Linked DNA regions of Homo sapiens: all the other regions are linked to region 3. The links are chromatin loops, found by intact Hi-C in ENCODE. Cell type or tissue: PC-9. All regions are shown on one strand.

Evidence for each region. Peaks named below come from ENCODE experiments on the same cell type or tissue, not always from the same donor. Only the 100,000 strongest peaks of a DNase experiment are listed, where the experiment ranks them.
Region 1: a loop joins it to region 3, with 15 times the contacts of the local background. A loop is called at or near these places in 17 of 110 quality-filtered maps.
Region 2: it touches region 3 in a loop (3-fold over the local background); 7 of 110 quality-filtered maps call a loop at or near these places.

The regions. Positions count from the first base shown.
Region 1 is chr19:55,136,472-55,144,471 of GRCh38, reverse strand. It overlaps TNNT1 (troponin T1, slow skeletal type), which reads left to right. Exons shown (of 14, transcript NM_003283.6): 7 at 2,552-2,615; 8 at 3,170-3,286; 9 at 3,512-3,589; 10 at 6,398-6,511; 11 at 7,260-7,369. Among named protein-coding and RNA genes, the nearest start is that of TNNT1, 8.7 kb to the left of the region's middle. RefSeq lists a silencer at 2,698-2,923 and enhancers at 2,507-3,011, 3,141-3,200. In PC-9, CTCF peaks have their summits at 2,866 and 3,069 (motif pointing left); a DNase peak (open chromatin) is centred at 3,051.
Region 2 is chr19:56,072,207-56,080,206 of GRCh38, reverse strand. LINC01864 (long intergenic non-protein coding RNA 1864) reads right to left here. Exons shown (of 4, transcript NR_110741.1): 2 at 3,132-3,646; 3 at 2,865-3,028; 4 at 1,406-2,095. Among named protein-coding and RNA genes, the nearest start is that of LINC01864, 9.5 kb to the right of the region's middle. In PC-9, CTCF peaks have their summits at 3,386 and 3,587; a DNase peak (open chromatin) is centred at 3,576; H3K27me3 peaks cover 702 bases.
Region 3 is chr19:55,629,035-55,637,034 of GRCh38, reverse strand. LOC107983998 (a long non-coding RNA gene) reads right to left here and starts at 2,032. Exons shown (of 2, transcript NR_171683.1): 1 at 1,323-2,032. It also overlaps a transcript of ZNF581 not described here. RefSeq lists a silencer at 1,411-1,578 and enhancers at 1,698-1,787, 1,858-2,077. In PC-9, CTCF peaks have their summits at 4,267, 4,466 (motif pointing left) and 5,224; DNase peaks (open chromatin) are centred at 2,044, 4,474 and 5,224; H3K4me3 peaks cover 2,704 bases; H3K27ac peaks cover 1,031 bases.

The DNA.
Region 1 (8,000 bases), 490 kb after region 3:
GGATTTGGAGGCTGCAGTGAGCTATGATTACACCACTGTACTCCAGCCTGGGCAACAGAGCAAGACCCTGTCTCTAAAACATAAATAAAAATAAGGGAATGGGGCCGGGCGCAGTGGTTCATGCCTGTAATTCCAGCACTTTGGGAGGCTGAGGGGGGCGGATTACCTAAGGTCAGGAGTTTGAGACCAGCCCGGTCAACATGGTGAAACTCTGTCTCTACTAAAAATACAAAAGAATTAGCCAGGTATTGTGGTGGGCACCTGTAATCCTAGCTATTTGGGAGGCTGAGGCAGGAGAATCGCTTGAACCGGGAGGCAGAGGTTGCAGTGAGTCAAGATCGTGTCATTGCACGGCAGCCTGGGCAACAAGAGTGAAACTCCATCTCAAAAAAAAAAAAAGGGGGTGGGGTGGGGTGGGGGAATGGACTGAGAGGGATTCCAAGGCAAAGGGACAGGACTTGGGGATTGTTGGGCAAGGGGAGGGAAGCAATGGGGACAACCCCGAAGGGTCTCTGGGCTGGGGAACAAAGTGGACAGTGGGGCTGCCATCTCCTTCTCAGAGAAGTTGGTGAGCTCCATCAGGACGTCATGTGTGGGAAGGTGGGAAAAGTTCAGGAGATACCTGTTAGCTTGAGTCTGGGGCTTAGGAGAGAGTCTGGACCAGAGACAGTTGGCGAGTCCTCAGCAGTTGATGATACCTGAAGTCATTGGAGTGAATGGCATTGATGATGAGAAAAGGGAAAAGGAAAGCTCACTGGCAGCTCACGGGGCTGTCGGGGCAGGAGATAGGGATGGAACAGCCAGAGGGGTGGGAGGCAAGCCGGTATTCATTCCTGTACAATATGGTAAGCCATATTTTATTCCCACACATGACGCCCTGATGGAGCTTATCGACTTTTCCAAGATGGAGATGACGGCCCTGCTGTACACTTGGCCCCCTGGCCCAGAGACCCTTGGGGATTGTCCTCACCTCTTCCCTCCCCTTGCCCAGCATCCCCTAAGTCCTGTCTGCTTCATCTTGGAATCGCTCTTCACTGTCTCAGAAACCCAGAAAAGAGAATTCCAAGGAAGTGGCAGGAAATCAGAGCAGGCTGAGGGCTGAGCCTCAGAGCGGCACCACCCAATAGAAATAGATGGCAAGCCACACACGTCACTTACAATTTCTTACTAAAGGCTGGGCGCAGTGGCTCACGCCTATAGTCCCAGCACTCTGGGAGGCTGAGGCGGGAGGATCACTTGAGCTCAGAAGTTCAAGACCACCCTGGACAACATAGTGAAACGCCATCTCTTTTTTTTTTTTTTTGAGATAGAGTCTCCCTCTGTCACCCAGGCTGGAGTGCGATGGCACGATCTCGGCTCACTGCAATCTCTGCCTCCGGGGTTCAAGCGATTCTCCTGCCTCAGCCTCCTGAGTAGCAGGGATTACAGGCACGTACCACCATGCCCAGCTAATTTTTTTTTTTAATTTCTAGTAGAGATGGGGTTTCACCATGATGCCCAAGCTGGTTTTGAACTCCTGACCTCAAGTGATTCGCCCACCTTGGCCTCCCAAAGTGCTAGGATTACAGGCGTGAGCCACCGCGCCCAGGCTGTGAAACGCCATCTCTACAAAAAATTTAAAAATGGCTGGGCGCAGGGGCTCCTGCCTGTAATCCCAGCACTTTGGGAGGCTGAGGCAGGCAGATCGCCTGAGGTCGGGAGTTCAAGACCAGCTTGGCCGGCATGGTGAAACCCCGTCTCTACTAAAAATACAAAAATTACCCAGGCGTGGTGGCAGGCGCCTGTAATCCCAACTACTCGGGAAGCTGAGGCAGGAGAATCGCTTGAATCTGGGAGGTGGAGGTTGTTGTGGTGAGCAGAGATGGCGCCACTGCATTCCAGCCTGGGTGACAGAGTGAGGCTCTGTCTCAAAAAAAAAAAAAAAATTCTTACTAGGCATATTTTTTAAAGTACAACAATATAGGAAAAATTAATTTTCATAGCACAGTTTTTTTAATCTGTTATATAATGTTTTATCATTTCAACATGTAATCAGTATAAAACATGATTAGTGCCGGGCGCGGTGGCTCACACCTGTGATCCCAGCACTTTGGGAGGCCGAGGCGGGCGGATCACGAGGTCAGGAGATCGAGACCATCCTGGCTAACACAGTGAAGCCCCGTCTCTACTAAAAATACAGAAAAATTAGCCAGGCTTGGTGGTGGGCGCCTGTAGTCCCAGCTACTCGGGAGGCTGAGGCAGGAGAATGGCGTGAACCCAGGAGGCGGAGCTTGCAGTGAGCCGAGGTGGCGCCACCGCACTCCAGCCTGGGTGACAGAGCAAGACTCCGTCAAAAAAACAAAACAAAACCAACAACAACCAAAAAAACATGAGTAGTGAGGTATTTTACCTTCTTTTGTGTGTTTCACTGACAGCCCGCCTCAGCTGGGACCCTCCACGTTCAGGAGCCTCCCGGGGCTGGCGGCTACCTCACTGGACGGCACATCCCGGAGGTGGGAGGTGGCTCAGGGAGGTCGGGCCACTCATGGTCTCTGTGTTTCTGTCCACTCAGCCGCCCCGTGGTGCCTCCTTTGATCCCGCCAAAGATCCCAGAAGGGGAGCGCGTTGACTTCGATGTAAGTGACAAGAGACCCCTCCGCAGGCGCAGTTGCTAGTCTTTAAGGGGCCTTTGTGTCAATCATGAAAAGGCGCCGGCCGGGCGCGGGGCCTCATGCCTGTAATCCCAGCACTTTGGGAGGCTGAGGTGACCCACCTGAGGTCAGGAGTTCGAGACCAGCCTGGTTAATATGGTGAAACCCCGTCTCTACTAAAAATACAAAAATTAGCCGGGCGTGGTGGCAGGTGTCTGTAATCCCAGCTACTCGGGAGGCTGAGGCAGGAAAATCGCTTGAACCTGGGAGGCGGAGGTGGCGGTGAGCCGAGATCGCGCCATTTCACTCCAGCCTGGGAGGAAAAAAAAAAAAAAAGGCGCCGGTCCCCACTCCCCACTCCCGTCTTTGGGAAGCCTGTCCTTGGAAGAGCTGATTAGTGTCAAACACGAGGCATTGCTGCCACCTGCTGGATACCGTCCTGGGAAACGGTTCAGTTCACCATCCTGCATGGGGGAGGTGCTGGGAGGCTGCTGCCCCCTCCAGGGTCTCCTAGGACGGGCTGCCCGTGTGTCCTGCAGGACATCCACCGCAAGCGCATGGAGAAAGACCTGCTGGAGCTGCAGACACTCATCGATGTACATTTCGAGCAGCGGAAGAAGGAGGAAGAGGAGCTGGTTGCCTTGAAGGAGCGCATTGTGAGCCGAGAGTCCGGGTTCCCCCCGGTCTTCCTCCCTCCATGTGGATCCCTTGCATCTTGGGAGATGCAGATAATAGTTTTCCTCCTAGTACAGAGCTGAGCCTTAGGCTTTCGCGAATTCACCCAAGTCGGTGGCCACACTCCAATCTGTTTATTAGCCTACTCTGGGGAAGGAAGACTGGGGGTACGTCCCTGCACCCCCTTATGCTTCTCCGTTTCCCAGGAGCGGCGCCGGTCAGAGAGAGCCGAGCAACAGCGCTTCAGAACTGAGAAGGAACGCGAACGTCAGGCTAAGCTGGCGGTGGGTGCCTCCCCTGCCCTGAGAGCCCAAATGTTACTTCTTCAGCCGGATGCCCATTTTGTTATTATTATTATTATTATTATTATTACTATTATTATTATTCTTTGAAACGGAGTCTAGCTCTGTCGCCCAGGCTGGAGTGCAGTGGCACGATCTCAGCTCACTGTAACCTCTGCCTTCCAGGTTCAAGCGAATCTTCTGCCTCAGCCTCCCCAGTAGCTGGGACTACAGGTGCGCACCACCACGCCCGGCTAAATTTTGTATTTTTAGTAGAGATGGGGTGTCACCATGTTGGCCAGGATGGTCTTGATCTTCTGACCACATGATCCGCCCACCTCAGCCTTCCAAAGTGCTGGGATTACAGGTGTGAGCCACCGCATCCGGCCTATTATTATTTTTTATTCGTTTATTTGGAAATAGGGTCTTGCTCTGTCACCCAGGCTGAAGTGCAGTGGTGTGATCCTAGCTCACTATAACTAGGACCTCCTGGGCTCAAATGATTTTCCCACCTCAGCCTCCAGAGTCGCTGGAACTATATAGGCTGCGCCACTCTGCCCCACTAGTTTTTTTTATTTTTTTATTTTTTGTAGAGACAGCATTTTGCCATGTTGTCCAGGCTGGTCTTCAACTCCTAAGCTCAAGCAATCCACCTGCTTTCACCTCCCAAAGTGCTGGGATGACAGGCATGAGCCATCGTGCCCGGCCTGGATTCTCCATTTTCTTCTTTTCCCTTTTTTTTTAATTTTAATTTTTTTTTTTTCTGAGACAGTCTCGCTCTGTCACCCAGGCTGGAGTGCAGTGACGCGATCTCAGCTCACTGCAACCTCCGCCTCCTGGTTCAAGCAATTCCCCTGCCTCAGCCTCCTGAGTAGCTGGGATTACAGGCACCTGCCACCAGGCTCGGCTAATTTTTGTATTTTTAGTAGAAATGGGGTTTCTCCATGTTGGTTCAGGCTGGTCTTGAACTCCTGACCTCAGGTGATTCACCCCCTTGGCCTCCCAAAGTGCTAGGATTACAGGCATGAGCCACCATGCCTGGCCATTGTCATCATTATTACTATTATTATTATTTTTTTTTATTTGAGATAGGGTCTTTCTATGTTGCCCACGTTGTTCCCAAACTCCTGGGCTCAAGTGATCCTCCTGCCTCAGCCTCCCGAGTAGCTGGGATTACAGCCACCTGCCCGTCACCCAGCTGTGAAGGGGATTTTGCAGATGTGATTAAATTAAAGATCTTGAGATGGGAAGGTTGTCCTGGATTACCTGTGGGGAAGGGCAAGATCATCACAAGGGTCCTTATAAGAGGAAGGCCAGAGGGTCAGACTGAGAGATTTGAAGATGCTGCATGGCTGCCTCTGAAGATGAAAGAAGGTCCATGGGCCCAGACATGCAGGCAGCAGCTGGAAAAGGGAAGGGAATGAATTCTCCCCTAGAACCTCCAGAATAAATTGGTTCTGTTCACAACTTGATTCCAGCCCAGGGGGACCAATTTCAGATGTCTGATCTGCAGAGCTGTAAGATAACAAATCTGCATTGTTTTTCTGCCACTAAATTTGCAAATTACAGCAGTGATAGGAAACTAAGTTTAGGCGCGATGGCTGACGCCTGTAATCCCAGCACTTTGGGAGACCGAGACAAGTGGATCACCTGAGGCCAGGAGTTTGAGACCAGCCTGGCCAACATGGTGAAACCCTGTTTGTACTAAAAATACAAAAATTAGCTGGTAATGGTGGCACATGTCTGTAATCCCAGTTACTTGGGAGGCCGAGGCAGGAGAATCACTTGAACCCAGGAGGTGGGGGTTGCAGTGAACAGAGCAGAGATTGCACCACTGCACTCCAGCCTGAGTGACAGAGCGAGACTCCATCTCAAAAACAGAAAGGAAACTAATTCAGGTACGGAGTGCTGGGTGTACAAAAAGCCTCATGTCCACCATAAGGAGACGGGGCTCAGCCTGGACAAACCACTGTTTCTGGAACATTCAATGAAGAGTTTCTCGAATGTCGTAATGCCTTCGCTCAATATTCCAGAACCCCTTCCTCAGGCTCAAGGCCATCAGCCTCTTTAATCTCCCCAGTCCCTGGTCTTATCACCAGTTACTTCCCTTGACCCCCTCAAAACAGACATTCTCATATCCTGAGACTAAGGGCGACTGTGGCCCAGACAGGCTGAGCATCTGGAGTGAGGTCGTACAGCAGAGTTCACTATCGGCTATTTCAGGGTGGAGACATGCAGAAAAAGCAGGCATTTCTTCTTCTCCTTCATTTCGATTTTTTCTGGGAGGATATTAAGACCCAGAGAAGGGGGCCAGGTGCGGTGGCTCACGCCTGTAATCCCAGCACTCCGGGAGGCCGAGGCAGGCGGATCACTTGAGGTCAGTAGTTTGAGACCAGCCTGGCCAACATGGTGAAACCGCGTCTCCACTAAAAATACAAAAATTAGTTGGGCGCGGTGGCGGGTGCCTGTAATCCCAGCTACTCAGGAGGCTGAGGCTGGAGAATTGCTTAAACCCGGGAGGCGGAGGTTGCAGTGAGCCAAGATCGCACCACTGCACTCCAGCCTGAGCAACAGAGCGAGAGTCCGTCTCAAAAAAAAAAAAAAACAGAGGGGAAGGGACTTGTAGGTGGTCACACGGGGAGACGTGGCAGGGCCGGGAGTGGGTACCCCTGCGTTTCTGCTGGTTCTGATGTCCCAGCAGCCTCTGCGGCACTGGGTCTGCTGATCCCTGTGCCCCAGTTCCACATCCCAGGGCCCTCCTCCCTCAGTCCTACAGGGGAGTCCATGAGGTTAACCCCTTACTTCCCACAGGAGGAGAAGATGAGGAAGGAAGAGGAAGAGGCCAAGAAGCGGGCAGAGGATGATGCCAAGAAAAAGAAGGTGCTGTCCAACATGGGGGCCCATTTTGGCGGCTACCTGGTCAAGGTGAGTCAGCCTGCAGGAGCCTGAGGTCTGAGTTCTGAGGGGGCAGGGGCTGGGGGCCAGACCTCTGGTTCCTAACGGAGGAGGGGCTGAGGCCTGGATTCCTGGGTCTGAGGGAGGAGGGGCTGGGCCCTGAACTCCTGGGTCTGAGGGAGGAGGAGCTGGGGTCTGGACGCCTGGGTCTGAGGGAGGAGGGGCTGGGGTCCTGGACTCCTGGGCTGAGGGAGGAGGGGCTGAGGGCCTGGACGCCTGGGTCTGAGGGAGGAGGGGCTGGGGGCCAGACTTCTGGTTCCTAATGCGAGAGGGTCTGGGGCTTGGACTCAGTCTGAGAGGAGGGGCTGGGGGCCTGGACTCCTGGGTCTGAGGGAGGAGGGGCTGGGGGCCTGCACTCCTGGGTCTGAGGGAGGAGGGGCTCGGGGCCTGCAATCCTGGGTCTGAGGGAGGAGGGGCTGGGGTCTGGACTCCTGGGCTGAGGGAGGAGGGGCTGGGGGCCAGACTTCTGGTTCCTAATGCGAGAGGGTCTGGGGCTTGGACTCAGTCTAAGAGAAGGGACTGGGGGTCTGGACTCCTCCTGAATCTGAGGGAGGAGGGAGTGGGGCTGGACTCCTAGGTCTGAAGGAGATGGGCCTGGGGTGCAGACCTGTGGTCCCAACATGGAAATGGTCTGTGGGATCCGACGTGTGGGTCCCGACACGGCAGTGCTCTGTGGGATGTGGCCCCCAGTTTACTGTTCCGCCTCCCCCACCCTCAGGCAGAACAGAAGCGTGGTAAGCGGCAGACGGGGCGGGAGATGAAGGTGCGCATCCTCTCCGAGCGTAAGAAGCCTCTGGACATTGACTACATGGGGGAGGAACAGCTCCGGTAGGTGCTGTGGGGGGCTCGGGGTGTAGGGGCCTGGGTGTGAGACAGGGGGATAAAGGAGCTCACACCCAGATCTGGGTGGGCAGATACTCCGGGTCTCAGCTCCAGTGCTATGTGACTTTGGGCAAGTGGCTTCCCCTCTCTGGGCCTCTGCTGCCTTCTTTGTGAAACATGTCACTGAACCCACTTTTCGTGGCTGCCGTGGCCTGTAGCATCTGACAGGTGTTACCAAGGAAGCCAGACAAGATGACTTCCCTCCCCCAAGTTTAGGAGATTTTGTTAACTCCGTGATGTGCCTTGGAGCTCAGGATGGGCTGTGCCTTTTACCTAAATTCAAGCCAGGAATGCGGGTGAGAATTTTCCAGCTGAGTCCCTCGCATCTATAGCCAAGACAGCCTGCCTCTCATGATAAGCTACAGGACGGCAGGCTGGTGGGGGCTTGCCTTCAGGAGCCCGCCTGTTTCTCCATGTTCTCTGGCCTGGGCTGTGGCTCAGAAACTTCAACCACCCCAGAGTGGCGCCGTGATCGGGTTTGCCGCTTGCACCGAAAGCCCCTGCCCAGGGCTCAGTGCCAGCTTTGCCGGCTACTTTGTGATCTTGCGCACGTTATCTGACTTCTCTGGGGCTCCCA
Region 2 (8,000 bases), 440 kb before region 3:
CAGCCCCTCGAGCCCAGCCGCTCCCAGTGACCAGGCCACACCGCTGTGGTCATCAGCACTGTTGGACACCAGCCCCTCGAGCCCAGCCGCTCCCAGTGACCAGGACACACCGCTGTGGTCATCAGCACTGTTGGACACAAGCCCCTCGAGCCCAGCCGCTCCCAGTGACCAGGACACACCGCTGTGGTCATCAGCACTGTTGGACACAAGCCCCTAGAGCCCAGCCGCTCCCAGTGACCAGGACACACCGCTGTGGTCATCAGCACTGTTGGACACAAGCCCCTCGAGCTCAGCTCTCTCCCTAGTGACCAGGCCATACCTCCGTGGTCATGATCAGCACTGTTGGATCCAAGCCCTTCGAGCTCAGCAGTTTCAGACCAGGCTCCGGAATATCCCTGCTGACACAGGGAGGGGAGGAGAGCAGAGGTGGCTGCACAGCCTAACCACTGGCCTCTGGTTTGAAAACTCATTTCTCTTTGCTAAACCCCATTTTCTCATTTGTAAAACCAAGAGCCTGGAATGAGTGTTTCAACTAAAGCCAAAAGAGGGAGTTGTGCCCAAACCATCCAGCTCCGTGCATGGGGTGGATTCAGGGTTACAAGTGCATCCTACGGGGCTGGAGAGAGCACCAGGCTAATAAGGGAGCCAGTGTGAGATGGTAGAGTGGGGAAACCAGAGCACTGTAGCCCAGGAGAAAGGAGCTCCGTTTCCAGCTTACACTGACTGTGGTCACCAGTAGGAAGTCAGACCTAACGATGCCAGAGCTTTCATTTTTTTTTTTTGAGATGGAGTCTTGCTCTGTTGTCCAGGGTGGAGTGCAGTGGCATGATCTCAGTTCACTGCAAGCTCCGCCTCCCGGGTTCACGCCATTCTCCTGCCTCAGCCTCCCGAATAGCTGGGACTACAGGTGCCCACCACCATGCCGGGCTAATTTTTTGTATTTTTAGAGACGGGGTTTCACCGTGTTAGCCAGGATGGTCTTGATCTCTTGACCTCGTGATCTGCCCATCTCGGCCTCTCGAAGTGCTGGGATTACAGGCGTGAGCCACCGCGCCCGGCCTTCATTTTTTATTTATTTTTTCTTGAGGCAGAGTCTTGCTCTGTCACCCACACTGCAGTGCAGTGGCATGATCTTGGCTCACTGCAACCTCCACCTCCCAGGTTCAAGTGATTCTTGTGCCTCAGCCTCCTGAGTAGCTGGGACCACACGTGTGCGCCACCACCCTGGCTAATTTTTATTTTTCTTGGAGATGGGGTTTTACCATGTTGGCCAGGCTGGTCTCAAACTCTTGGCTTCAAGTGATCTGCCCCCGTCAGTCTCCCAAAGTGCTGGGATTATAGGCGTGAGCCACCGCACCTGGCCTGATATATATATTTTTTTAAATAGAGAAGCTGGCAAGACAGATTTAGTAACATGTAACATCATAATTATTAGACTTTCTTCCTTAATATCTCCATGATTCAAGCCAGCAACAGTATGTTGAAAGAAAAACAGTGGAATACCTCCATGAGAACCAAATAAAACATACTGCTGTAGACCAAGCTCGTCCAACCCACCTTATTTTGTTGCTGTTCTGTTTTAGGCTTTTAGCAGCCTGAAATCATGGATTTTAGTTTCTGTCTCTAGTGATAAGTGGAAAAGAGGGATGAGGAAGGGTCTTTACTGGTCCAACCGCAAACAGAAACTGAGAACCTATGACTGTATTCTCTACCTTGGACACCCCTGCTTAGTCTGTTCAGGCTGCTCTAAGAGAATACGTAGTGTGTGTGTCTTAAACAACAGACACTAATTTCTCACAGTTCTGGAGGATGGAAGTCCAAGATCAGGGTGCTGGCATGTCTGGTGTCTGGTGAGGGCTGCTTCCCAGCGTGCGGACGGTGGCCTTCTCCCTGTGTCCTCCTGGGAAGGAAAACAGGAAAATTGGGCAGAGAGAGAAGGAACATGTCTCACATGTCTCCTCTCTGATAAAAGAAAAACTTCAGCCGAATTAAATTTAAAGGAGTTTAATGGAGCAATGAATGATTCGCGAATCACGCAGCCCCCAGAATCACAGCCGATTCACAGAGACTCCAGCGCGACCATGTGGTGCAAGATCTGTAGACATAAAAAAGGGAAAGATGTACAGAAATCGGAGGTGAGGTACAGAAAAGCTGGACTGGTAAACAGCCCGGCATCTGCCTTAATTTAAATTTTTATTTTTGAGATGGAGCTTCTTTCACCCAGGCTGGAGTGAAGTGGTGTGATCTCGGCTCACTGCAACCTCTGCCTCCCGGGTTCAAGTGATTTTCCTGCCTCAGCCTCCCGAGTCGCTGGGATTACAGGCTCCAGCCACCACGCCCGGCTAATTTTTTGTATTTTTAGTAGAGATGATGGGGTTTCACCACGTTGGCCAGGCTGGTCTTGAACTCCTGACTTCAGGTGATCCGCCCACCTCAGCCTCCCAAAGTGCTAGGATTACAGGTGTGAGCCACTGCATCTGGCCTAATTTTTGTATTTTTAGTAGAGATGAGGTTTCGCCATGTTGGCCAGGCTGGTCTCGAACTTCTGACCTCAGGTGATCTGCCCGCCTCGGCCTCCCAAAGGGCTGGGATCACAGGCGTGAGCCGCTACACCCAGCCTGTCACCTGTGTTTGAACAAGTCCTCACCCACTCTTTCCCACGTGGTCCCTCACATCGCCTGCCTGGCATTTGAGTTTGTGACCCCCAACCCCAAGCGTGTGTCAGGATAGGACCGGTTATGCTGCAAGCAAACAGCCCCCATGTCAGGGGCTCACAACACTCAACATTTTATCTTGTTTGTGTTCCGTGCCTGCCATGGGTTGCGGGGAGCTCTGCTCCACGTTGTCAACTCTCTGGGACTCACCATTTGCCGTGGCCAGGCAGAGAGACTTGGCAAATCGTGTACTGCTCTTGAAGTCTCCAGCCAGAAGCGACACACACTTCTTCTGCTCTGGGTTCATCCCCCACAGCAAGGCACATGGCCATGCCCAGCTTTCAGGGAGCCGGAAAGTAAGTCCTATTTTGTGTCTGGGAGGGAAAATGGGAAAATTGGGCAAAGGATTAGTTATTCTGGGTATAATCCAACATGCTGGTTCTCAGAAACCAAACGAGCCTCAACCGTGCATCTCACCTGAGTCTATATTCTCAGTGTTCTCTGTCCTGTGGTCTCAGTGATGGGTCCTGTTCCTTTTACCTGGGGCAACCCCCGGCCCAGCTGGTTCCACCAATGCCAGAACTGGCCTGGATGCTTCTCCACTTCAGCCCTGAGCCTGGGCTGAAGCTGCTGAGGCTCTGCATCCCGCTGGCCTCCTTCCTCTGGATGAGGAGGTAAAGATGATTGCTCACAGTTGGAGGTAGGGTGTCAGAGAGCCCTCTGGGAGCTGCAGATGCACTGTCATTCCTGGTGGGATGAAACACTGCCCAGACCACATCTGGTTCTGTGGCTCCATCTACCTGCCTCTCCTTAGCTGCATTCGCCACTGTGACTGGTGCAATACAGAAATGCTCACTGCAACTGGGCAAGGTCAATATTCTTATTCCGGACCTTCCTTAGGGCCGGTAGGGAAGTGCTGGTTTCTCTCAGCTCTCTGCTGCCACCACCTGGATTCTTGAGAACTGCAGTGTCTGTGAAATGAAGTCGTGGTCCTGGATAAAGGACGGTAAAGTGTTATTATATAACATACCATGTAAAGGCATGGATCTGTGTTAGATAGACAGTGTTTTTGTTCATCTGGTAAAAGTCACATAACAAAATGAACCCATTTTAAAGTGCACAATTCAGTTAGCATTTGGTACATTTACAGTGTTGTAGAACCATCATTTCTGTCTAGTTCCAAAACATTTTTGTCATCCAAAAAGGAGACCTTGTATCCATTAGACAGTCACTCCCCATTCCCACCTTTGCCTCAGTCACCACAAGCTGATTTGAGACAGGCCTCGTTTTGCATCAAGGGTGGTGATTTCTTCAGCATTCCACACAGGAGGAGCTTAGGCCCAGCATTCTGCATGGTGAGCGGAGCCTGGGGCTTGTCTTGAAGCTGGACTTGCTTGTATAGCAAGTGCTGTTTCCTTATGTGTGTGTGTGTTTAGGTTATTTGGGAAAGGATGGCTCATGAAGAGTATATGGTGGTGGTAGGGGAAAAACTTTAGGGTCCTGGTCAGCAACGTACGAGTCTTACCATCCTGTTCAAGAGACCAACCTTTCTGAGCTCCAGCTTTTTCGTCCTTTAAAGATGGTAAATGATGTTTATCTCGCATATTTACTTTGAAGATTGAAGGAGATAACTTACGCAAAGAACTGAGCAAAGGCCAGGTGCGGTGGCTCACGCCTGTAATCCCAGCACTTTGAGAGGTCAAGGCGGGCAGATCACCTGAGGTCAGGAGTTCAAGACCAGCCTGGCCAACACAGCAAAATGCTGTCTTTACTAAAAATACAAAAGTTAGCCGGGCGTGGTGGCATGCACCTGTAATCACAGCTACTCGGGAGGCTGAGGCAGGAGAATCGCTTGAACCTGGGAGGCGGAGGTTGCAGTGAGCCAAGATCACACCACTGCACTCCAGCCTGGGCAACAGATCAAGACTGTCTCAAACACACACACACACACCCCCAAGCCAAAGAACTGAGCCAAGTGACTGTCAAATAGAGGTAACTGGTAGGTGGTCCTGGTTCTTCTTCCTCATCATCAACAGAGCCTGAACCTTGACAACTCATTCTGGGGGCTTAACCACAGTAAGTCACTTGGGACTCCCAACTAGAGTTAGGAACCCAAAAAGCATTCATGATATTTGGTTGCTGCTGTAGCTTAGAAGACAGACAATCTGCCAGTGTGGAAAATGCATTAGGGTTCTTCGAGAAGCAGAATCAATATTCTGTATGTGTGCGTGTAGTCATGTGCTGCATGACATTCCAAACAATGGGCTGCACGGACCATGATGGTCGCATAAGATTATGCTGCTGGAAAATGTCTTCGACCTGGTGCTGTCATAGGCCTTGTAACATCACAGTGCAATGCACAACTCACATGCGTGTGGTGATGTGGTAAACAGGCCAACTGTGCTGCCAATGGTATAAAAGTTGGGCACATACCAGCCTGACCAACAAGGTGAAATCCCGTCTCTACTAAAAATAAAAAAATTAGCTGGGCATGGTGGCTCACACCTGTAATCCCAGCACTTTGGGAGGCTGAGGCAGACGGATCACCTGAGGTCAGGAGTTCGAGACCAGCCTGACCAACATGGTGAAACCCCATCTCTACCAAAGATAAAAAAATTAGCTGGGCATGGTGGCACGTGCCTGTAATCCCAGCTACTCAGGAGGCTGAGGCAGGATTGCTTGAACCCAGGAGGCAGAGACTGCAATGAGCTGAGATCCTGTCACTGCACTCCAGCCTAGGAGACAGAGCAAGATTCTGTCTCAAAAAACAACAACAACAAAAACACACAAAACTAACAAACAAAAAATTAGCCGCGCATGGTGGTGCACACCTGTAGTCTCAGCTATTCTGCTCGGGAGGCTGAGGCAGGAGAATCGCTTCAACCTGGAAGGCAGAGGTTGCAGTGAGCCAAGATCACGCCATTGCACATATAATTATGTACAGCACTTAGTACTTGATAATGGTAATAAATGACTATGTTACTGGTTCATGTATTTACTATACTTTTTTTTTTTTGAGATGGAGTCTTGCCTTGTCACCCAGGCTGGAGTGCAGTGGCGCAATCTTGGCTCACTGCAGCCTCTGCGTCTCAGGTTCAAGCGATCCCCCAACCTCAGTCTCCTGAGTAGCTGGGACCACAGGCACATACCACCACACCCGGCTAATTTTTTTGTATTTTTGGTAGAGATGGGTCTCACTATGTTGCCCAGGCTAGTCTTGAGCTCCTGAGCTCAAGTGATCTGCCCGCCTCAGCCTCCCAAAGTGCTGGGATTATAATTGTCAGCCACGGCCCCTGGGTATACTATAATTTTTAAACGTTATTTTAGAGCATACTCCTACTTACAAAAAAAAAAAAACCGATTAATTGTAGAGCAGCCTCAGGCAGGTCCTTCTGGAGGAACCCAGAAGAACCGTTGTCATAGAAGAAGACAGCCCCATGTATGTCACTGCCCCTGAAGACCTTCTAGGGGGACAAGATACGGAGTTAGAAGAGAAGGATCTTGACGATCCTGACTCTGTGCAGGCTAGACTAATGTGTGTGTGTGTCTTTCTTAATCAAAAATTAAAACGTTAAAGAAATTAGGAAAAAGATTATAGAATAAGGATGTACAGCAAGAAAATCTTTCTATACAGTTGCACAATGCACATGTGTGCATGCGTGTGTGTGTGTGTGTGTGTGTGTGTGTGTGTGTTTAGAGACAGTCAGGCTCTCTTGTCCAGGCTGGAGAGCATGGTATGAACATAGCTCACTGCAGTCTTGAACTACTGGGCTCAAGCGATCCTCCCACCTCAGCCTCCCAAGTAGCTGGGACTATAGGCATGTGCCACCATGCCCGGCTAATTAAAAAATAATTATTTCCTGTAGAGGTGGGGTCTATGTTGTACAGGCTGGTCTTGAACTCCTAAGGGTGATCCTCCTGCCTCAGTCTCTCCAAGTGCTGAGATTACAGGTGTAAGCCATCGTGTCTGATCTATGTTTGTGTTTTAAGCTAAGTGTTATTACGAGAGTCAAAAAATTAAAAAAAAAAATTAAAAGTTAGCTGGGCACAGTGGCTTATACCTGTAATCCCAGCACTTTGGGAGGCCGAGGCAGATGGAGCACCTGAGGTGAGGAGTTCAAGACCAGCCTGGCCAACATGGTGAAACCCCATCTCTACTAAAAATACAAAAATTAGCTGGGCGTGGTGGCAGGTGCCCGTAGTCCCAGCTATTCGGGAGGCTGAGGCAGGAGAATCGCTTGAACGCAGGAGGCAGAGGTTGCAGTGAGCCGAGATCACACCATTGCACTCCAGCCTGGGCGACAGAGTGAGACTTTGTCTCAAAAATAAGTAAATAAAAGTTTATAAAGTAAAAATGTTACAGTAAGCTAAGGTTAATTTATTCTTGAAGAAAGAAAAATATTTTATAAATTATGGTAGCCTAAGTGTGCAGTGTTTATAAAGTCTACAGCAGTGTAGAGTAACGTCCCAGTCTTCACATTCACCCACCACTCACACACCGACTCACCCAGAGCAGCTTCCATGTCTACAAACTTCATTCATGGTAAGTGCCCCATATAGGTATACCATCTTCAAATATTTTCTTTGGTATTTTGTTGTAACTTTTCTACGTTTAAATATATAAATACTTAGTGTTGTGTTACCGTTGCCTACAGTATTCAGTACAGTAACATGTTGTCCAGGTTTTAGCCTAAAAACAATAGGCTCTAAGAGCAAATAGGCTCCAGCCTGTGCAATACAGCGAGAGTCCATCTCTACAGAAAATAACAATTATTTTTTGAGATGGAGTCTGGCTCACATCTGTAATCCCAGCACTTTGGGAGGCCGAGGCGGGCGGATCACAAGGTCAGGAGATTGAGACCATCCTGGCTAACACAGTGAAACCCCGTCTCTACTAAAAATACAAAAATTAGCTGGGTGTGGTAGTGGGCGCCTGTAGTCCCAGCTACTCAGGAGGCTGAGGCAGGAGAATGGCGTGAACCCGGGAGGCGGAGCTTGCAGTGAGCTGAGATCGCACCACTGCACTTCAGCCTGGGTGACACAGCAAGACTCCGTCTCTAAATGAATGAATGAATGAATGAATGAATGAAACGGAGTCTTGCTCTGTCACCCAGGCTGGAGTGCAGTGGTGCAATCTCGGCTCACTGCAACCTCCGTCTCCCAGGTTCCCGCAATTCTCCTCCCTCGGCTTTCGAAGTAGCTGGGACTACAGGCGTGCGCCACCATGCCCAGCTGCTTTTTATATTTATAGTAGAGATGGGGTTTTCTCCATGTTGGCCAGGCTGGTCTCGAACTCCTGACCTCAGGTGATCCACCTGCCTCGGCCTCCCAAAGTGCTGGGATTAC
Region 3 (8,000 bases):
CTGCAGTGCGTCATGATCAAAACCTTCCCCTCTGCCCTTAGAGTAAACCCAGACACTCTGCAAGGCCCTGCGTAGACTGGCCCCCCAGCTGCCTTCCCTTCTGGGCACCATGGTGCTGGCTTTCCCTTGCCCAGTGCACCAGCCTCTCCCATCTGGAGAGCTTTTGTGCTAGCTCCTCCCCTCTCTGTGATGTTCCTTTCAGCCCCTCACAAGAGTGACTCCTTCCTGGCCTTCAGGTTTCAGCTCACAGAACACTTGGTCATAGCAGCTTTTAGTGACCGTGGTAGCTCCAGGTGCCCTGCTCTGCGTCCTCCGTCTGTTCATTTCCTTCACATCCCACAGCACAATCCATGATATGGCCTCGTTGATCTACTGCCTGCTGTGTTACTGCCTGCCTTCCCCACTCTCCAAGGCCCAGCTCCATCCTGGTCAACATTCTACCCTCAGAATCTATCAAAGGTCTTTCAGGAAACGGTAAGGAATCAATTCGATATTGGTTGAATGAATACATGAATGAATTTGATCGCCCCATCCAAAAGTGAAGCATTACCTCCCTACCCAGCTCCCCACCAAAGAGAACCCCTGCTCAACCCCAAGACATGATCATGAGGAAGCCACACCATCTAGACAAAATTCTTGCCACACCATCTAGAACTTTGGACGTCCCCATTTCCACCCACTCCCTCACTCCCCAAAGCCAGACAAGCACCAAGTTCCATCACCTCCACCCCCTGAGGGCACTGACCTCCGTTCTCCAAGCCAAGTTCTGGCCCCTTCCTTCTCACCTGGACCACCATATCTGGTACCCTGGCCTCCAGTTCCCCTCCCACACTGGCCTGACCCTGACAGATGCTTCTCACAGCTGTGTTGAATGCAACTTCAGCACCATGCATAACATTCTCCCGGCCCCCTTTACCCTCAGGACCAAGTCCGAGTTTCTCAGCCTAGAATTTGAGGCCCTTTGTGAGGTGGCCCAGCCACTTCCTCACCTCACTTCTCATTCCTGTGCTCCAAGCACACACGGCATCTCACAGCCCCCTGGCCAGACCTTGAATTTACACAGCTCCACACGCAAAGGCTTATGTGTTTTCCTCGCCCTGGGAATTCTTCCCCTTTCCTCTACTGGCAGCCTTCTCCTTAGCCTTCTGGAATCATGTATTCTGACCTCTCAAGTTGGCTAGGTGTCACCTATATGCCCTGCTCACCAGTCCACCAGCTCCTCTTTTTAAAATCCTCCCTATAGTATAACCCCCTCAGCCTGCCATGAAAGGCCTCTCACAACCTGGCCTCAGCCACCTTTCCCACCCTTGCCCTCACCCAACCTGTTCCAGACAGCTGCAGCGAATCATTCTGACTTCTCCATTTACACCTCAAATCTTGGGCCACTGTGACTGATTACTCATGTCCCCAAACTTCAGTTCACACTGCATATTCATATCCAGGGTCTCGATGAATCCTCTCAACGGTCCAGCGAGGCTGGCAATCAGATGCACTCCACAGCGCAGAGGGGGCAGAGGCCACTCAGATCTCCGGCCGGAGTGACCGATTGACCCCCGCTCCAGCACCCTCACCTCCCTCTGGCTGCCCAAACCCTCCCCAGCCTGCAGTCTGGGTCCTGCCTCCTTCAGGAACCTTTTCCTGGCCACCCCCTCTTCTCAAGGTCCACTATTCATCCCACTTTGTCTTCCCATGGGAAATAGCCCCTTCTCCCCTCGGGAAATAATACAGTGATGCCCAGGCCTGTGCCTCTGGGGCAATTGGGATCCAAGAAGCCCACCCTCAAGGCTTTCCGCCCTCCTCTTCCTATACCTCGTCCCCTGGTCACCGTAGCCCCTCCCCAAGCCTCCTTCGCAGGGCCTCTCAGTTTCCAACGCCCACTGCCCTGGGGGCCACTCTGTCCCACACCCCAAGTCCCTCACTTGGGCAGGACTCTTAAGAATGCCGTCACTGCTGAACCTGCTCACTCCCCGCAATCCGGCCCGGTCTCCCTATCCCTACGCAGCAAACTTTCACGTCCGGAAGCGGCCGCAGTGACGACTTCCGGGATGCTCCGACTTCTCCAGCAGCTTCCGGATTCGGAGAGCAGCAGGAAAGCACTCGGGCCAGAAACGCACCCACAAGAGAAAGGTTCCTGCGTCGCGCACCTTGCTACTCCACACACACACTACACAAAAGTTAAAATGAAATCACTATTTGGCGCCGTGCCGGATGCTGAGGGAGGGAATACAACAGAGATGGCTTTTGTCAAAAAAAAAAAAAAAAAAGGACTTTTCTTTCTTTTTTTTTTTTTTTTTTTTTTTTGAGACGGAGTCACGCTCTGTTGCCCAGGCTGGAGTGCAGTGTGTGATCTCGGCTCGCTGCAACCTCCACCTCCCGGGTTCAAGCTATTCTCCTGCCTCAGCCTCCCGAGTAGCTGGGATTACAGGTACACACCACCACCCTCGGCTAATTTTTGTACTTTTAGTAGAGATGGGGATTTCACCATGTTGGCCAGGCTGGTCTTGAACTCCTGACCTCAAGTGATCCACCCACCTCGGCCTCCCAAAGTGCTGGGATTACAGGCGTGTGCCACCGTACCCGGCCAGGAAAGACTTTCTAGAGTAGGAAAGACAGTACAAAGTCTTTCTACAAATAGGACCTGAAATCAGAAAGGTCTAGTGATTTGTCTGTTGCTACAGAGCAAAGGCAGAGGGCTGAAATTCTTCAACTCATGAGACAGTTGAAGACAGTCAGGCCCTAACTCTTGATTTGCTCCATGGCAAGAAAATGGAGTACCGTATCCCTATTGGTTAGGTGGTAACGCCAAGGCCATAGAGGGGCAGTCATTGGCCCTGGATCACACTGCTAGTCAAAGCTGGCTAGTAGGATGTAAAGACTTTTATTTTAAAAGTCTCAGGGCTGCCAAATTCATTATGCCAAAGGGAAGGTTAAGCCTGGAGACTGAGTTATGCAACACTGCTATCTGCTTCCCAGATCAACAGCTGTTGCTTCAGAACCTTGTGTCAAAGCATTACACGTTAGCCAGACCCTCACAGAAAAACAAAGCGCCTCAAGTACCTCCACGTGACCACCAGTACACATTGTTGTTTGCTGTCCTCCATCCTCCCATAAAACAAGAACATGGGCCGAGTGCTGTGGCTCACGCCTGTAATCCCAACAATTTGGGAGGTCGAGGCGGGCGGATCACCTGAGGTCAGACGTTCAAGACCAGCCTGGCCAACATAGTGAAACCCCATCTCTACTAAAAAAAAAAATACAAAAAAAAAATTAGTCAGGCGTGGTGGCGCACACCTGTAATCCTAACTACTTGGGAGGCCCAGGCAGGAGAATCGCTTGAACCTGGGAGCTGGAGGTTCCAGTGAGCCAAGATGGCGCCACTGCATTCCAGTGTGGATGACAGAGTGACTCTGTCTCAAATAAAAATAATAATAAGAAGAAGAACATGTCCCTTGTAACTTTAGGTTTGCAATCTAAGTCTAGCTCCTAAAACTAAAGTCTGTTAGGTTTCCCACTGATAATGCTTATCTTCCCAGGTACAGAACAAAAACGATGAGCTCAATCATTCTTCCATCTGTCACCCTCTTCCCACCTGCCTTCCCTCCTTTAAGGAAATGTATAAATACTAAGCCTCCTGAAAACCTTTCCATAAGCCACAGAGGTTTTCTGTGACTCTTGCCTTTCCCAGGTCTGCCCTCAAGCTCTGGATATATAAGCTCTGGAGTGATTGAGGCTCTTGCCTCAGTAACTTATTTTGGTTAACAATGATGTCACTTCCCTCTGCAAGGCTATGTGATGGAGGGAAATGATATCCAGCTCTAAAGATAACCTAAAGAGGCCGGACGGGGTGGCTCACACCTGTAATCCCAGCACTTTGGGAAGCTGAGGCGGAGGATCATCTGAGGTCGGGAGTTCGAGACCAGCCTGACCAACATGGAGAAACCCCGTCTCTACTAAAAATACACAATTAGCCGGGCGTGGTGGCGTGTGACTGTAATCCCAGCTACTCAGGAGGCTGGGGCAGGAGAAGTACTTGAACCCAAGAAGCGAAGGTTGCAGTAAGCCGAGATGGCACCATTGCACTCCAGCCTGGGCAACAAGAGTGAAACCCTGTCTCAAAAAATAAATAAATAAAATCAAGTAGGTGGCCTCAGCCTTCTCAGCCGGCCAGGATATGCTGGGCCAACTCCTGGAAATGTTGGGAACAGTGGGCAGAGAGGCAGTGACCGTCCACCCAGCTGGTTAGCCAGTGTTGGCAGAGGCTGCTGGAGTACTTAAAAGACCTTTCCACTGGACCACACACATGTTCATATCATAGGGCCAGGAGGATGCTGAGTGTGAGACATGATGCTGTGTGAAGTAGAGCAGGCTCGTGAAGGTTTGTAGGAACTCAGGGCAAGGCTGGGAACTGGGCCCTCTTTCTTTGCCTCCTCCTGAGCTGTCTTCTTAAACCACAGTACTACGTGTGTAGGGCACCCCCTGGTGGTCAATAAGGTAATGACAGTTTGGACTTAAGGATACAAGTGAGGACAAAATAGGTGAGCAACTCATCCTGGTTTGGGAGAAGTCCTGGGACTATCCAGTTTTAAAACTGAGAGGAAAAAATAAAGAAGAACAAGGCAAGAAAATAGATGTCTTAGATTTGGCAAATCACCACCATCTGGCTGTTGACAAGGAGACAAGTTATTCCCATTTTATCGATGGGGCTGCTGAGACCAGAGAGTAAACTGCCCATTCACAAAGTCCAGCAGGTGCAGAGTTAAAATAGATTACCCGCCTCCTGAGCGAGACTAACGGGGGAAAGAAGACCAGCAGTTACCCTAGGTGGCAAGTAAATCTTTCTCACTTTTTTTTTTTTTTTTTTTTTTTTTTTTTGAGAAGGAGTTTCGTTCTCGTTGCCCAGGCTGGAGTGCAATGGCGAGATCTCAGCGCTGCTCACCGCGACCTCCGCCTCCCGCGCTCAAGCAATTCTCCTGCCTCAGCCTCCCGAGTAGCTGGGATTACAGGCATGTGCCACCACTCCGGGCTAATTTGTATTTTTAGTAAAGACGGGGTTTCTCCATGTTGATCAGGCTGGTCTGGAACTCCTGACCTCAGGTGATCCGCCCGCTTCGGCCTCCCATAGTGCTGGGATTACAGGCCTGAGCCACCGCACCTGGCGGATTGATCTTTATTGGACACCTGCTGCGACAGGGAACCCTCCTAGGCCTCGTGGGGGCGACAAAGACCAAAATATCAAAATGTCTCACCCACCTTAGAACCTGGAAGAAGCAGGTAGGGACTACTGTGTTTCCTCTAGCCTGCAGAAGCTCAAGTTCAAAGACTCGTTCAGCCTCACTAAGGAACCTTACGTAACTCACGACTAGAATTTGGAAGAAGGCCCTTTGGTTTCTCAAATTCAGCAGTAACATTTCACAGATAAGGAAACTGAGGACCAGAGAGGTTGAATGAAATTATGGCGATAGGCCTGGTGCGGTGGCTCACGCCTGTAATCCCAGCACATTGAGAGGCCGAGGTGGGTGGATCAGGAGGTCAGGAGTTTGAGCCCAGCCTGGCCAAGATGGTGAAACCCCGTCTCTACTAAAAATACAAAAATTAGCTGGGTGTGGTGGCAGACGCCTGTAATCCCAGCTACTCGGGAGGCTGAGGCAGGGAACTGCTTGAACCCAGGAGGTGGAGGTTGCAGTGAGCCAAGATCGCGCCACTGCACTCCAGCCTGGGTGACAGGGCAAGACTCCGTCTCAAAAAAAAAAAGAAAGAAATTATGGCGGCTAGACACGGTAGCTCACGTCTGTCATCCCAGCACTTTGGGAGGTCAAGTCGGGAGGATTGCTTGAGCCCAGGAGTTCAAGACCAGCTTGGGCAACATGGTGAAGCCCTGTCTCTACAAAAAAATACAAAACAGCCGGGCATGATGGCGTGAACACTTGTAGTCCAAGTTACTCAGGAAGCTGAGGTGGGAGGATCACTTGAGCCCAGGAGGTCGAGGCTGCAGTGAGCTATGATTGTGCCACTGCACTCCAGCCTGGATGACAAAGCAAGACCCCATCTCAAAAAAAAAAAAAAAAGAAAGAAAGAAAGAAACAAAGAAAGAAAGAAAAAGAGACCGGGCGTGGTGGCTCACGCCTGTAATCCCAGAACTTTGGGAGGCCGAGGCGGGCGGATCACGACGTCAGGAGATCGAGACCATCCTGGCTAACACGGTGAAACCCTGTCTCTACTAAAAATACCAAAAAAAAAAAAAAAAAAAATAGCCAGGCGAGGTGGCGGGTGCCTGTAGTTCCAGCAACTCGGGAGGCTGAGGCAGGAGAATGGCGTGAACCCGGGAAGACAGAGCTTGCAGTGAGCCGAGATTGCGCCACTGCACTCCAGCCTGGGCGACAGAGCAAGATTCTGTCTCAGAAAAAAAAAAAAAGAAAAAGAAAGAAAGAAGGAAAAAGAAAAAGGGGCCGGGCACAGCAGCTCATGCCTGTAATCCCAGCACTTTGGGGGGCCGAGGCAGGCGGATCACTTGAGGTCAGGAATTCGAGACCATCCTGGCCAACATGGTGAAACTCTGTCTCTACTACAAATACAAAAATTAGCCGGGCGTGGTGGCAGGCGCCTGTATTCCCAGCTACTTGGGAGGCTGAGGCAGGAAACTCGCTTGAGCCCAAGAGGTAGAGGCTGCAGTGAGCCAAGATCATGCCACTGCACTCCAGCCTGGGCGACAGAGTGAGACTTTCTGTCAAAAAACAAACAAACTGGCCCGGCGCGGTGGCTCACGCCTGTAATCCCAGCACTTTGGGATGCCGAGGCGGGCAGATCACGAGGTCAGGAGATCGAGACCATTCTGGCTAACACAGTGAAACCCCGTCTTTACTAAAAATACGAAAAATCAGCCGGGCGTGGTGGCGGGTGCCTGTAGTCCCAGCTACTCGGGTGGCTGAGGCAGGGGAATGGTGTGAACCCTGGGGGCAGAGCTTGCAGTGAGCCGAGATTGCGCCACTGCACTCCAGCCTGGGAGACAGAGCAAGACTCTGCCTAAAAAATAAAAATAAAAATAAAATTGCATAGTAAACATCCATATACCTACCATACCAGGTTTATAGTTTTTAAATATCATCTGCAGTTTGATCCTGAAAGGTCATCATGTTCAGCCGATTATTTTTTTAAACTGCTTTATTGAGGTGTAATTCACATATCACTACATATATAATTCGCCATTTAGAGGTGTGTGTGTGTGTGTGTGTGTGTGTGTGTGTGTGTGTATGTGTGTTTTTGAGACATATTCTTGCTCTGTGCCCAGGCTGGAATGCACTGGCACGATCTCGGCTCACTGCAACCTCTGTCTCTTGGGTTCAAGCGATTCTCCTGCCTCAGCCTCCGGAGTAGCTGCGATTACAGGCCCAGCTAATTTTTGTATTTGTAGTGGAGACGGGGTTTCACCATGTTGGCCAGGCTGGTCTCCAACTCCTGACCGCAGGTGATCCTCCTGCCTTGGCCTCCCAAACTGCTGGGATTACAGGCGTGAACCACCGCGCCTGGCCTCTTTGTAGTTTTTTTGAGACGGAGTCTCACTCTGTTGCCCAGGCTGGATTGCAATGGCACGGTCATGGCTCACTGCAGCCTCAACCGCCTGGGCTCAGGAAATCCTCCCACCTCAGCCTGCTAAGTAGCTGGGACTACAGGCATGCACCACTACACCGGGCTTTTTTTGTTTTTGTTTTTTGTTTTTGTTTGTTTGTTTGGTTTTTGGTAGAGATGGCTGTCATGATGTGTTGCCCAGGCTGGTCTGGAACTGCTGGGCTCAAGGGATCCTCCTGCCTCTGCCTCCTAAAGTGCTAGAATTAGAGGCGGAAGCCACTGAACCCCACCCAATTCACCCATTTAAAGTGTATAATTCAATAGTCAGTATATTCATAGTTGTGTGCACATATCATGATAGTCAACGTTAGAACACTTTCATCACCTCAAAAAGAGATCCCATGCCCTTTAGGTATCACTCCTCTATTCTTCCTTCC